Regions from separate parts of the Homo sapiens genome. Here region 2 is linked to region 1. The links are chromatin loops, found by intact Hi-C in ENCODE. Cell type or tissue: mammary epithelial cell. All regions are shown on one strand.

The links. A loop is a pair of places that touch in the nucleus more often than their neighbours do. Peaks named below come from ENCODE experiments on the same cell type or tissue, not always from the same donor. Only the 100,000 strongest peaks of a DNase experiment are listed, where the experiment ranks them.
Region 2: it touches region 1 in a loop (3-fold over the local background); 7 of 110 quality-filtered maps call a loop at or near these places.

The regions. Positions count from the first base shown.
Region 1 is chr13:31,737,532-31,745,531 of GRCh38, reverse strand. RXFP2 (relaxin family peptide receptor 2) reads right to left here and starts at 6,006. Exons shown (of 18, transcript NM_130806.5): 1 at 5,826-6,006. The coding sequence starts at 5,919. In mammary epithelial cell, a CTCF peak has its summit at 3,231 (motif pointing right); no DNase peak of the experiment used is centred here.
Region 2 is chr13:31,169,721-31,177,720 of GRCh38, reverse strand. It overlaps LOC105370148 (a long non-coding RNA gene), which reads right to left. Exons shown (of 3, transcript XR_941825.3): 3 at 5,952-6,284. Among named protein-coding and RNA genes, the nearest start is that of HSPH1, 12 kb to the right of the region's middle. In mammary epithelial cell, a CTCF peak has its summit at 3,465; DNase peaks (open chromatin) are centred at 5,010 and 5,520; H3K27ac peaks cover 2,087 bases.

The sequences.
Region 1 (8,000 bases):
GCTGGGATCTGCATGAAGCCAAGCATTGGGACTCAGCCCCTGACAAAGCATGGGGTATGGAATAACTCTGATCGCCCAAGATTGTGATTTAAATAATGCTTGCTCATGGCCAGCAAGGAAAGAAGTGGTGATACCACTGCAAATGGGCATGAGATTTGGAACTGGTTCACCCACAGGCAAAACCTCTGAGATGCGACAGTTCAGACCTGAACACTCCCTGGGCTATGTGGAAGTACTTCTGAGACTACTTTGAGGAGCTGTGTGCAGGAGAAACATTCTTCCAACTTTATGAAAATGTCCAGGGCTCCGCAAAAAGGGGGAATTCATACCTGGGAAAGAGATGATAGAGCTTTTTTTTTTTTTAGATGGAGTCTGACTCTGTCACCCAGGCTGGAGTATGGTGGCACAATCTTGGCTCACTGCAACTTCCACCTCCTGGGTTCAAGCGATTCTTCTGCCTTAGCCTCCCAAGTAGCTGGGACTACAGGCACGCACCACCACGTCTGGCTAATTTTTTGTATTTTTAGTAGAGACAGGGTTTCACCATGTTGGCCAGGCTTGTCTCAAACTTCTGACCTCAGGCGATCTGCCCACCTCAGCCTCCCAAAGTGCTGGTATTACAGGTGTGAGTCACCACGCCCAGCTGATAGAGCTTTAAAGACTATTTTAAACTCTGCGTGATTAAAATTCTCAAAGAACTAATGGAAGGAATATATCATGAAATAAGAATGAAAGTTTATAAAACCCCAAACAGACAGCTTTAAACGCAGTTGGAATGATCCAAATAAAAAATATAGTCACTGAAAAAAAAAACAAAAACAAACCTAGCAATTGAATAGAAAATAAACTGGAATCAGAGAAAAGGAGAATTAGTTAAAATTATCTTTCCTTCATCAGACACATTCTATTAACACTGAATTTCCTTGGGCAAATAAAATAGCCATTATGCCACTCGAGAATAATATGGCACAGAACAGTTGGTGATCTGTAGAGGGGCATGGCTAATGGAGATCTGTACCATCATAGCAGAAACCCTTTGGAGAGATATGTTGCAGAATTTATAACATTTTTTAGAATTTTAGAAAGTTAATGCACATGCTATGAACTATATAGTTTCCTACTGACCTGGGGCAAAGTTCCCTAAGCAAACACATGAACATTTTTCTATAGCACAGTGTATGAAATTTTACAATAAGTGCATAAAGAATCTAAATAGCTCCTGGCCAATTCTGACCAGATTTTGTAGGCAAAGGTGATCAACTCAGTTTTCTGAGCTTTCTGGATTTTAGAATTGTAGACAAATCATTGGACCTAGAAAAAGAGAGCACACCAGTATTGAAGTAATACAGAGATACAATATTCATTTGGTGGTATTTGGGCATGTATTCTAGCAAGCAACAGACATGGTGACCACTGGTCGGGCCAGGAGACTGTGGGATAGAGACAAATAATAGAAAGAAGGCAAAGGCCAAAAAAGGGAGACAAAGAAGATCCAGGAAGCCCCTGGGGAGGGAGCTCGGCAAAGACAGGAGGTGATTAGAGACAGGAATACTTAAGGGGGCGAATCTAGGGATAGATGTATTCCAAGGTGGAAATGAAAAGCCAGATGTGACCAATCAGGATGGAGCAGGTGTGAGAGTTACCGAGAATGGGATGTAGCCAGGACAAAGGCAGAGTTGGAGGATATGGGAACTCAGAGAGCAAGAGAGCTGAAGAGCAGGCCCAAGGTGAGCAGAAGGGAGATTTCAGAGGTGAGGACAGCAAGAAGATAGGGATGGGGGTAGGAGGGCGAGACATGAAAATGGAGAAAAGACAGGCCGGGAGAGCATCTGAGACAGATGCCTGCAGAGGCAGGGAGGAGGGGAGAATAAATAAAGATGGGAAGGAGAGGCGAGAGGCTTGAACAGGAGCAAGGGGGCCCGAGTCAGAACAGTGGGAAGGGGGAGGATGGGAAAGGAGGACTAGAACTTTATCAATCACATTGAACATGTTGTAAAGGCTTTTTACTTTGTAATAAAGTTAAATTTTCAATCGCAATTCTTTAATTTTTTTTTTTTTAATTTTGAGACAGAGTCTCGCTCTGTCGCCCAGGCTGGAGTACAGTGGCGCAGTCTCGGCTCACTGCAACCTCCGCCTCTCAGGTTCAAGCAATCTTCTTGCCTCAGCCTCCCGAGTAGCTGGGACCACAGGTGTGCACCACCATGCCTGCCTGATTTTTGTATTTTTAATAGAGATGGGATTTCACCATGTTTTCCAGGCTGGTCTTGAATTCCTGACTTCAGTGATCTGCTTGCCTCCCAAAGTGCTAGGATTACAGGTGTGAGCCACTGCGTATGGCCTCAATCTCAATTCTTTTTACATCTTAAAACACTCAAAAGTCTGTTTATCACATGACTGTTGAATCAGCTGTTTTATTTTCGCTTCGGAGCACTTTTCTGATAACAACATTGACCTTCACTGCAAACTTAATTTTTTAAAATACATGCAAAAACCTGGAAGTACGGGTGAGTAAAGCATATGAGAGGTTTATTTTTTGTTTTTAGATAATTAGGCCTCTAATGCCACTACTACTTCACATGTGAAACAAGCACACTCATTTTACCCAAAGAATGTTGTTATATGTTTACCAAATAAATAAACCAAGCCATTCTGGGCTCTTAAATAGATATGTACTGCTAAAAATTAGTTGCATTTTTTGTTGCATAACTATTTATACAAAATCATTCTTTGCTAATTGAATTTTATTTGGTTTACTATATTCCAGAATAAAAATGTGCCATTTTTCGATACCAACCTATTAGAAAGCAGCATCCCAATTTTGCCTCTAAAATTCACATGGCAGGCAATTTTGTCACTTCAAGTGAGAGGCCTTAAAACTCTTTGATTACATCTGGTCATATTTATTCACAGTAAGATGAACACACGAGTAAGCATCTGTTGTGAGATGTATTTAGCTGGCGTCTTCAGAGATAACACATCTCTAAAGGTTTTAACTCCCATGTTCCCAATCTTTTTCCTCCTCCCTCACAGTGGGCTTCATTCAGCCCGCAAGCAGGTCAGTCTTCGGGATGACTGGCCTGAAACATAATTGATTTTCACAACTATCCACAGCATGAATATAAAGTTGTGAAATTAAAATTCAGATGGAAAACCTTTTCTCAAGTCAGAGTGGCCAAGTGAAACTGACATCCGTAAGAAAGGACCATGCCAGGCATGCCTTGAGTCTGGCCACTAGGGGGCAGTCAAACACTGCTCCCCTCAAAATACTGTTCGGGCCCGGTTTTGGTTAACCTATTTTGGAGGTTAAGCAAATTATTTAAGTAGCAATTGGTAGTTGCCAAGTAGCAGCCTCAATGCTTCATGCTTTTACTTTCTTACATAAGCCCATGTTTTTGATTTGTAATATGGTTCCTAATTTGTCCATTAAGAAATGTTTTTTAAAAGTTTAAAGTTATGTTTAATAACTTTATTTTAGAGATGTTTACTCTTAGAGACAGATACTGTTTTTAGATCTGCCTGTGGCTTTGGAGTTCCCAGTCTAATTACGTTAACGCAAGATAGTTACTAACAATTACATGAATTTTATGGACATATTTCAACAGGTTGAAATTCCACAAAACACAATTGGTAGTTACCAAGTAGCAGTCTCAATACTTCATGCTTTTAATTTCCTACATAAGCCCATGTTTTTGATATGTAATATGGTTCCTAATTTGTCCATTAAGAAATGTTTTTTAAAAAGTAGTTTGAAGCTGGTTAACAGAGATACACAGTGAATAAATTAATGATAAAACACACGTAATAATAATAAGATACATTATGCATAGTTGTCTGTTAGTGCCTGTAGCTTAAGGCAATCACTCATTCCTTAGGCACTCCAGAGTGATGATGGTCAGAGAAGAAAAGACGATCACATAATTTCTAATTTTATGTTTTGTTTAGATCTGGCCTAAGAGTCTATCACAAATATTATTTAAATTAAAAAGACAACCTTTACTCTTAGGCAACTCTAAATGAGCTTTCTTTGGTTACTATGAAAAGCCTTACCGTTTTAATTGTCCACAATTTTGTTGTGAAAAAGAAAAGAGTTTTACTAATTATAGAGCAAATTCTATTATTTTTATAAGTAGGAATAAAATGTCAAAGCATTGATTAATGTGTCTTGCTTTGAAAAGAAATCATTTTAAACATAAAGGTTTAAATTAGTAGTCAAAAGTAATATAAAATTAGAAAATAAAAATTTCCAGGATTATAATCAATAAATATTTGTTAGGTTGGTACTAGGAGTTTGAAATATGGCTTTTACTTAGAAATAAAATCAAACAAAAATTATTAATTGAACTTTTTTTTAGTTTAAAGGGTGACTTTACATTATGGTAAATCACAAAATGTTATTTTAGTAATAGATGTTTTTCATCTCATAAACGGTTTAAGCAAAATCAATTAAATGCATTATGTATAAAAGCAAAAGTATAGTAAAATTGGTTAAACTGTGGTTATAGTCCCGTACATTAAAGAACTTTTTAAGGGCACAGATGAGCTCTATGACATGTCTTAAGAACCTGCTTTGTAGCTGTATATTCTTAAAATTGTATAAAATTGAATATTCAAATGTGGATAGAACATGAACTTCTGAAGTAGGACCTTAAATATAGAAATAGACTGCTTGTTGCAACTGTACTGCATGCAAGGTGAGTTCATATATTGTTTCTTCTTAGTTAATCCTTAGCTTTTCATGTAAGAGATATTAAAATATAAAATAAAAGTCATGCTAGGTGCATGGAGATATAGATTTTAAATATTTGTAGTAAAGTTTTAGTATTATTTTAAATTCAAAATAAAATTTAGATATTTTAAGCCTTTTAAAAATCTTTTGTTTGTTAGAAGTTTTAAAATAATTCCTCATAAGTATTGCATTTTATTTCAAGATTTAAAATATTCACTTGGAATTCACCTAATAAAACTGAATATTTAAAAAACCTAAAACGAATTTCTCAGAAAATAAAAATAATTTCAAATTTTAACCTTTATTCTCAGAGGTTTATCAAAATTCTTTAAGAAAAAATACAAATTAAAATAGAAACATTTTTGAATAATAATAAACCCCAGCAAATCTTGGGTGTGGTTAATAGGTTGTTTATGAATGTATAGGCTGACAACGTATCTTTTTATTTAAAAACAAGTGAAGATTTAGGTTTTATTTTTTGGTGAGCTTTACAATGAAAATGGTACTGACTTGAAACTTAAGAGTTTGACTGAAATAAAAATTTCCACAAATTAAAAACAAAAGAAAATTATCTAAGTAAATGCACTTGTATAGACTTTTAATAACTTTATTTTAGAGAGGTTTACTCTTAGAGACAGATACTGTTTTTTAGATCTGCCTGTGGCTTTGGAGTTCCCAGTTTAATTATGTTCACGCAAGATAGTTACTAATAATTACTTGAATTTTATGGGCATATTTCAACAGGTTGAAATTCCACAAAACACAATTTTAGTTTATTAATTTGTCACACTTTTCAGAACAAATGCCAAAAATGTTTTCTATGTTTTAATTGATATAGTCAACATTGTTTTTTGACATATTTTATCTACAGCTTTAATAACATACAAAGGCTTGTTTCCATGAAAAATTTGTTGCATCTAAAAATTACTAGGCTGTGTGGGACTACAAGCAATGAAAGATAATGACAAATACCAGGCAAATTTGATGTCTGTTTTTTTTTTAAACACCCCAATATATTTATTACAACTGCCATAGAACTACATAGAAATGTATTTTTTGGGAATTGCACTCATTTAAAACGAGAAAGTAGCAACCTTACCTTTGACATTGATCAGAACGATGAAATGAAGTAGAAAGAACATTGTAATCAATCTGAGGCTGAAGAGATGTTTAAAAACCAGAAAAACAATCATAGGTTTACAGCAATTGAGTTATTAGACGTATCCTCTTATACCTCAGCAGGAGTTCTGATGTAGTAAGTTCAGTGCCTCCCATGTTCTGAGCATGCTCACAGCTAGAACCTCACTGGCATGAAGGGAGATGGATTCTTGTCACTATGCAGCCTGTCTTTTTTGTTCTTTCTTTTTTGTTTCTTTTAGTTTAAATCTACAGTTGTGTTCTTGATCACTAATTCATTATGGTGTGTAAAAGAAGGTATAATAGGACTTTGGTATTATCTGATAAGAAATATTTTTTAATCACTTAAAAATTTTTTTCCTCCAAAGCATGTACAATTTGCTCTGTTTAAATCCAAACATCGAAGTTCTCAAATATGAAGGATATAGGCTTACACTGAATAGGCTATGAAACCCTTTACAATTATATTTTCATGCAATAAACAAATGTAAAAAACTACTTATTGACAGATACACAAAGAACACCCACTTCTATTCAAATGTACCTAAATGTTTTCAAATGACATATGAAAAGATAATTTAAATATATGGCATTGTGTTAAATAATTACTGTAAAACATTCATACAATATTTTCACTTCACATACTTCCCGCATAATCATATTCCTTTTTCTTGAAGTGAATAATTTTATTCTTGCTTCCAGCTCTGTATTGCACACCTATTAGAAAACACTAATTATAATTTAGTTCTTACATCCTGAAAGCAGCTTTCTCAACAGCATAGTTAGTACAAGTTAAAAGTATAAAAATTGACTTTTGGTTGTAGGATTCTGTTGATCCTAGTGTAATCATTAAGACTTCTCCAAAAAGATGTAGAATTTCCATGTCTGAGTTTATATTTTACTAACAGGGAAATATCTATCTAGAATACAGTTTGTAGTTCTGATTTGAAGAGAAGATTTTGTGACTGAACGATGCAGATTCTCTTATATGTTGTCGTTAACTGTGTCCTAACAACACTGAAAAAAACTACCTTGTGGTGACTATTATCGTCACAAATCATAAAACACGGGGTTTTCCTTGTTCTTTCTTTCATTCTAGCCTTTGAGAGAACAAGGATTCAAACAGAATGTACAATAAAAAATACTTTATTTATCACATAATGTATTTAGTTCTTTTCTCTTTTTAAGAAGTGAGTTAAGTTCTCTAAGACACCTCCCAGACATATTTATATGTGGTCTCATCTGATCTTTCAAATCAAAAGAAAAAGCAACAGAGAGAATAAAGATGAAAAGAAATACTTCAGGATCTTTTCTTACATTTCAAGCATCTTTTTTTCCCTCACTAACCTCAAGGTCTTTTTAGGTAAAAATTGCCTTATTTCACTTAAAGGAATGATTAGTTTTTCTTACGTTTTGTGTTTTGCTGTCGAGATGATGGATGCTAGTTTCTGGTACTGAAATTTTGAGCATGAGTTTTTAAGTGCAATTAAATACCATCATAAGTCTATTTGAAGTATAAATATATTTTCTATGAAAATGTAATTTTTGGAGAAATAAGAAATGTCAAGATGTCAAAGAAATTAGTTAAGATTTATTCATGATATCGAGCCCTAGCAATAGATTTACATTGCCAAAAAGTTGAATCGTTATTCCTTTCTGTTAGGCTTTTCAATGTTAATCTTTGAAATGTATTAACACAAACTTTCAGAAATCAATAATTATAAATAATAGGAACATCTTTGGCTCACTGGTTTTTAAAGGTAGAGCATGCAAGCTTTGAAATACCATTTCATTTAATATGTTTTAACTTTGACTTATCTGGTGTGAATATCCAGCCTTTTGCACCGAAACTGAAATGATTGACATGTACACAGGGATATAATGTATGTGTTTAAATAAGAGTGAATGAATGTAGTCTATTCTTAAAGCCACAGTTGGTAAGGAGGTTCCAAGGAGTGCTTCATGCAGAGCTGAGATGAAAGACTTGTGCAAACTGATTCTCACTCGATAGTAACTTCGAATCTGCGCAAGTGTTTTTTATTGATCCTTGCCTGAATCAGCTCATCCCTTCATTCCAGTCACCTGTTGGTAGGACCCATACTTTTAGCAGTAATACTATAAAACCTCATGTGAATAT
Region 2 (8,000 bases), 570 kb after region 1:
AAATAAAAGTTTTACTGTGTCTTACAAGGCCTTAGGTGGTCTTAGATGACCCCAACTGCCCTGTCTGACCCCCTCTCCTATCACACTTGCCTTTGCCTCTCCATTCAGGGCTAATCAAAGAACATGCCAAGCAGGGTTCTACTCTAGGCCTTCTCCATGTGTTTCCCTTCTGCTTAGAATCCCTTTCCCCAGGCTATCTGCAGGTCACTCCCTCACTCTTTTCAGGCTTCTGCTCATTGGTTACCACCTCCTTTAAAGTAGGAGCGCACACGCATATGCACGCACACACACATACACACACACTATTCCCTGTACCACCTGCCCCCTTACTCTGCTTTAGTTCTTCATGGTGCTTACCACAAACTGTTTTTTTGTTTTGTTTTGTCCATCTCCTTCTGTCAGAACATTAGTGTCTTAGTCAATTTGTGGTGTTACAGGGGAATACCTGAGGCTGGGTAGTTTATTAAAAAAAGAAGTTTATTTGGCTTATGGACCTGCAGGCTGTATAAGAAGCATGGCACTAGCATCTGTTTCTGGTAAGGCAGGCTTCCAGTCATGGCAGAAGGGGAAGGGGAGTCAGCATCATATGTTGAGAGGAAAGAAGCAAGAGAAGGGAGGGGTGCCACATTCTTTTTAACTATCAGTTCTCTTGGGAGACTTCACTCATTACCTCCGAGATGGCACCAAGCCATTCGTGAAGGATTACCCCATGACCAAAACACCTCCCACCAGGCTCTACCTCCAACACTGGGATCAAATTTCAACATGAGATTTGAGGGGACAAATACCCAAACTCTATCAATCAGGAAACTTCATAAAAGCAGAGGTTTTGTCTGCTACTTACTGTCAAATACTCGGTGCTTAGAAGAGAGCCTGGAGCTTAGTGGACACTCAGGAATGCTTGTTGAAGAAATGAATATCAGAGTGTGGTAAATATGTGTGGATCCAGTGGAGAGAAAGCCCAGGAGGCCCTTCTGGTCTGCTGCTAGCCCTCTGCCACCACACCAGATTTCCACATTGGGGTTTAAGGCAAAAGCCTCCCACAGGTAGAGATTTTTTCCCTGACCTTGTTTTCTATACAAACTTGAGGAGGTGGCTGTGGCAAAACAGGACCTGGGGACGTTCAGCGCCTTCCAAATACCATCAACCCCCAACACAGTTCAGAAAATACCTGCCCCAACTTTTCTCTTTGCAGCACAACTAAAACAAAATATAGTCTTTTAAAAGTCTTAGGTAAAATAAAAACAAAGCTTAGAAATGCAAATAGCATGAAAGCAATTACTGTTGGGCTTGGCCCATGCTCCTAGAGTAACTAGAGTCAACTCACAGATGGATTACATTTCCAAGAGGGAGGCCTGGGTTACTCTGGCTTCAGCTTTCATCTATTTCCAGGTCACATTGGCTCTGGATGTTGTCTCATTTTCCACTGCCTAGTATACTCCTGAACACTGTCCTCAATTCAAGGAGAAACTGAAATGCCAACTTTTCTTATTACAAACACTTTCCAGAGACCTGTAGTTCACAGTTTAAAGTCAAACACACTCTACATGCAGTTAATCCTCATTTCATCCAGTCAGTCACCTTCTCTGCCCCAACTGGCCTCCAGATTCATTTCTGTGGGCTGCTCACCCTCTGCTGGTCTCAGCGCAGCCCTCTGACAATATTTAGCAGCTTGGTCTCAATTACCAGGGAGATTGAGCAACTGAAGGCTGAAGGCCCCACGGGATAGGAGAGCCTCTTAGGGCTGGACTCACCACCTAAGGCTGCTTTCAGACCCCTCCAGGGCCACTTTACCAGAGGCAGGTTAGTGATCTGCTCTGTGTGAGATCAGACGTGAGGACTGTCCCACCCAGAATCCTGAAGCCTCACCCCATCCCATCTCCATACCTTTTTTTTTTTTTTTTTGACAAGGAGTCTCACTCTGTCGCCCAGGCTGGAGTGCAGTGGCACGATCTCGGCTCAGTGCAAGCTCTGCCTCCTGGGTTCGCGCCATTCTCCTGCCTCAGCCTCCCAAGCAGCTGGGACCACAGGCGCCCACCACCACACCTGGCTTTTTTTTTTTTTTTTTGTATTTTTAGTAGAGATGGAGTTTCACCATGTTAGCCAGGATGGTTTCGATCTCCTGATCTCGTGATCCGCCCACCTTGGCCTCCCAAAGTGCTGGGATTACAGGCGTGAGCCATCGCGCCCAGCTAACTTGCTCTCCTAATAGAACAAAAATTGTGCCCCATTCACCAGGGCTTACTTGTCAGAGATTTTGTGGCTTAGGCTCTGCTTTAAATAAGAAATTATTTAAAGCACTTTGTCCTGTTTTCTCACATTGCCTGCGTCCCCACCCACCACCTCTGTGGCTCCCAGTCTGCTGAGGACAGTGCCCCTTCCCCTTCACTTTTCCTCCCCGTTTGATCAAGCAAGGGTTTTGGTCATTAATACCCGGCCCTACCATTTACTGGTTGTCCTCAGGGAAGTTATTTAATCCAACTGAGCCTTACTTTCATTTGCAGAATGGGGATGATAATAGAAGGTACCTATCTAAGAGGAACCTTGGGAGGTGATGTAAGACATTCATGGCACCCAGCACTGTGCTGAGGTGCTCAGTAAGTGAAAATCCCTTCTCGCCAGCTGTCATGGGCGTTATTTTTTCTGCCTGCCTGGCATGTCTGTGAGGCACCATCCCTGCCCATTCTGCAGTAATGCTGGGGGCCTGGTGGTTTGATTCTCCATCATCCTCACCAGTAGCTTGGGCAGATAGCTCTGCACAGTGACTTCAGGTACCAGGTCACACTCACTGGCTCTTCTCTTCCCTTCTTCTACTTTTTTTTTTTTTTTGAGACATAGTCTCCCTCTGTAGCCCAGGCTGAAGTGCAGTGGCACAATCTTGGCTCACTGCAACCTCCACCTCCCAGGTTCAAGTGATTCTTCTGCCTCAGCCTCCCAAGTAGCTCGGATTACAGGCATGCACCACCATGCCCAGCTAATTTTTGTGTTTTTAGCAGATGGGGTTTCACCATGTTGGCCAGGCTGGTCTTGAACTCCTGACCTCAAGTGATCTGCCACCTCGGCCTCCCAAAGTGCTGGGATTACAGGCATGAGCCACCATGCCCAGTCTCTTTGTGACTTTCTTACGGTAAGAACTATGTTACTCTGGAGCTGCAAGGTCTGCCTTTGCCCCTACATAAGGAAGGCCCATCTGAGAAGGGAAGCAACGCAGAGCAGAGTTTAGCTGAGAGATGGGCAGAGAGAAAGTCCTGAGGATGTCACTTGAGCTCCTGGATATGGCTGAGCCTAAACTAGATGCCCCCTAAAACTTCCAAATTATGTGGATCAGTAAATTCCCATTTTTGTTTTGTTGGTTGGCTGATTTTTTTGTTGTTGTTGCCTGCAACTGCAAAAATCCAAACTAATATACTGTTTTTCCCTGCCCTGGTTCGTAACTTTGACAGCTTGTGTAAGATTTTCATGAGTCTCTGGCTCCCCTGGGTGGCAAAGAGAATAAATTCACATTTCTAGGAGTCCCACTCTCTGCACTAGCATGCTCCTTTCTACAGTTTATTTATGTTTCGACTCCCCTAGTCTCAAACATACTTGTGTGTAATCTTAGCCCACAGATGTTTTGGCAGAAATTTCTTTTTCATGGTTATACTGCTTTTCTAGCTGTGGTGGTTCTGGGTCTGCAGTCGGTCAAATCTCATCCCTGGTCCTGCTTGGGGTGGCCATTGAATTGGGTTTGAGTCAGTGGTACAGTGAGTGGCCCAAGTTGGGGGGCAGTGGGTCACCCTCTTCTAGGAGCAGTCAGCGACACAAAACACCATCTTGGTATTATTAGAAGGTTGTACCAACCAGCTATAGGAACAAGCCCCAGTGCCAACATGATTTTAAAAGTCCTAGCCAGAGGAATTAGGCTCATCCAGATTATTCTGTCTGAGGAAGAACTGACTAGTTAGAAAAAAATTACAAGTCGATAGGTGTTTTCATGATGTAAGAATCTATTTAAGAACATGAAGGTGTGGCCATATTCGTTTTATTTTGTCATGATGAATATCCTGGGGAGCCATTGCTACTGCAAAAAGGTCCCTGGAACACTTACCAATCTTTTAGTACTCAGAGACTACCTGGAAACACGTCTTTAGTATGTGCCTTTCTGAGCTGGGCTCACCTATTACATCATTGTTGCTCATTCCTTATTTTGAGCCTTGTACTTCAGAATCGCTAACCTAATCCGCATATGTATTTGTTCGTCTCCTCTGTATTTGCATACTCTGGCAGAGAAATGGAGTCCTCTTCCTCCATCCTACTCACTTTAGCTCAGGCGTCACCCACCTTATTCCCCCTTCCAACATCCTTGGCCCAGGTGAGCTACGTGTCCCACTGCTGTGTCCAAAAATTTTCTGTTCACAGAGCTGTCATTATAACGATTCCATTGGATAATTATGTTTATGGGTGTGTCCTCAACCAGACTGAGAAGCTTGAGGCACAGTTTTTAACTCTTTTTTTTCTTAAGGCCATATGTCTCCTGGCTCACGGTATGGCCCATAGCAGGCGTGCAAAGTTCATTGAATTGATATGTTCATTAAAAGTACGGGGTCGATAAAATAGCACCTGTTGAGGAACTACTGTCTAGATGCCTTAGAGAACTGTAGTGAGAATTTAACAAGAGAGCATAAATCAATGACAGGGAGATATACCTAGCACAAAGTCAACATGGTTGTTGAATGAATGATGGAAGATCTACATTTTGAAGATGAAAATGATGAAGTTCAGACAGCTTAAACTTTTTCCCAGAGTCACACAGTTAAAGTGAGAGAGGTGAGATCTGAACACAGCCCACTCTGGCCCCTAAGCCCTTGGCTTCCCCTACAGCTCCTTGTCATCTTCTGCATTATACATCTTTAGGTCTCTTGCCCCAGCAGGCAGGCAAACATTTTTCATTGTTGACAATGACCCTTGAATCAACTGTAACACTTTCACATGATGGCTTTCCATGGGAGGAATTCCAGAAATATTTGTTGCATGAATGGATGAATGAATAGACTTGGGAAATTTCCAGTGCTGAACAAAGGTGCGTGGACTAGTCCATTTAGGGCATGATACTATATATCCCTTTAGAACATGTACCAACATCACTATAGCAATCCACTAAGCAGAAATATAACGTGTTATAAAATAACACTGGAGACAGGGCCAAAAGAACAATGTCATAGAAATAAAGGTAAAGAAAAGAAAGTTAACCTTTCTAGGACAGTGATAGATTTTAAATCTGTGGTATTCAGAATATTCTTATGAATTTTTCACAATGGAATGGAGGTATTTTGACCTCCCCTCTAAAATCTGATTCTCTGATTTAGAATTATCTGCAAAGATATTCACACAGATATATGTAGTTTTTTTGAAATTTGTGGACTATCAATTATCTAGGCAGTCACGCAATATGAACAGCACAATATGAAAGATGAAGATAAGGAAACAGTTTTGCTGTTCTCTTTCATAATCCTGGGAGAGGGTTATGAAGGGAGTGAAGTGACTCGGAAGTGTCTTAGGTAACCAAGCATTAGTAATCAAAGCAATAACAACCATAGCTGTCAGCTATTGTGTGCCCTTTTAATGGAAGACATCTGGCTTAGGTGATATTACTTTATTAATTGGTCCCCACAATACCACAATGAGGTAGGATTTTTTTTTTTTCTTTTTTCGAGATGGAGTCTCACTCTTGTTGCCCAGGCTGGAGTACAGTGGCGCGATCTCGGCTCACTGCAACCTCCACCTCCTGGGTTCAAGCGATTCTCCTGCCTCAGCCTCCCCAGTAGCTGGGATTACAGGCGCCCGCCACCACCCCCAGCTAATTTTTGTATTTTTAGTAGAGACAGGGTTTCGCCATGTTGGCCAGGCTGGTGTTGAACTCCTGACCTCAGGTGATCCACCTGCCTCGGCCTCCCAAAGTGCTGGGATTACAGGCGTGAGCCACCGCACCTGGCCAAGGTAGAATTTCTTACCCACATCTTACTGGTAAGATTTTAGAAGAGTTAGGCAGTTTGCCCGAGAAAGGTTGCAGATGCCAGGATTTATACCCAGCTCTGCCTGACTCCACACACAGTCTAGAGGGTTGTCTTGTGACTATTACTATAATACCAAATGCACAGTACAGCTGCCAAGGCCCTTAACCTTGCTGCAGTTCTGAGAGTTGGTTCTCTTTCAGTTTCCTGAAGGCAGGAACGTGGGCTGTTCGTCATGGTATCTCCAGCACAAAGCAAACGGCTGCCACATTGTAGGAGTTCATCCAGATCACTCTATATGAGGAAAGTGCGAAGGTGACTTGCTAGAATAAAACATTTCAAGTCAAAGGCTAATAGGTATTTTCATTATGTAATCTATAAGGACATTTAAAACCATAAAGGTTTGGCCATGTTGGTTTTATTTTATCCTAATTAATATCATGGAGACCTACTGCTATTCCAAAAAGCCAATAAGGTCCTTGGATTCCTCCTTTTGTTACTGGTGGAGAGTGTCTAGGTTTTTGACATCTTGAACAAAGAATTGGACAAAATGCACAAACAAAACAAGGAAAGAATGAAGCACCAAAACAAGAGATCTATTGAAAATAAAAGTACACTCCACATGGTGGGAATGGGTCTTAGCATAGGGGATCAAGGCCCCAGTTCCAGAATTTTCTGGAGTTTAAATACACTCTAGAGGTTTCCCATTGGCCACTTGGTTTACACCCCATGCAAATGAAGTAGTGGTCCGCAATCAAGAGGCTGAAGCAAAGTTACAAAGTTACATTCGTATGCAAACATCTGATTGGTTGTGGAAAGCAACCAGTCAGAGGTACTTTCAATTTTCTGTCTGCTATGCAGGAAAAGGAGGGAGGGTTTGCAAAGTTGGGGTTTTCCTTTTGATTTAGTTCTAGGAAGTCAGCCTAAATCGGCCTTAGGTTCCCTGCCTGCAGACTCTATTCTCCTGCCTCACTTTGGGAACAGCCCAGGATTCCTCAATGTTATAGTCCCCACTCACCATCCCTGCCAAGCACCCTCACATCTCCTTACACACAACAACAGACAATGGTACTCTGCCCCCAGGGAAGAGTTCTGGGTCTATTCAAAGACAGATGTGATCCTCAAGGACATGCCATAGGTCACAGTAGTAAGGGTCGAGCTTCCATTACTCCAGAGGAGAAGAAAAACCTTTGTTATTCATCTCTGCCACCAAAGGCGATAGTCTAGAGTGGATTTCCTCCTCCTAATGAGTTGCCCTCCCCATTGGAAAGGCCAGTGCAGGTCCCAGGTGGGGGAAAAGGAGGAATGGTTTGTTGTTTGTTCTAGCAAACAGGGAAGGACACTTTTTTCACTTTCTTGCAGCTGATGATGTAAGAAGGCCTGGCTCCCTCTTGCTGGTTAGGCCTCTTAGCCATGGCAGACCAAAAAGAAATCAGATAGGAAGAGAACATGCATGTATGGCTTAAGAACCTTGGCAGAGGGCTGGGCATGGTGGCTCACGCCTAGAAATCCAGCACTTTGGGAGGCTGAGGCAGGCAGATGACAAGGTCAGGAGATCAAGACCATCCTGGCTAACATGGTGAAACCCCATCTCTACTAAAAATACAAAAAATTAGCCAGGCGTGGTGGCGCGTGCCTATAGTCCCAGTTACTTGGGAGGCTGAGGCAGGAGAATCGCTTGAACCTGGGAGGTGGAGGTTGCAGTGAGCCGAGATTGTGCCACTGGGCGACAGAATGAGACTCCATCTTAAAAAACAAAACAAAACAAAACAAAAAAACAAACAAAAAAACAAAAAACAAAAAACAAAAAAAAACCTTGGCAGAGGTAGGTCAGGGATTTTCATTCTGGGGCATTTAGGAGACATGACCAACAGTGAATGATTAATAAATGATGAAGAGAGAAAGGGAGGAAGGCAGGAAGAAACGAAGGAAAAGGAAAGGAGCAATTTTTGATTCATTCAACAAAGGCCTATAAATAAAAAGAGAAAGGACAGTCTTCGGGAGCTCACA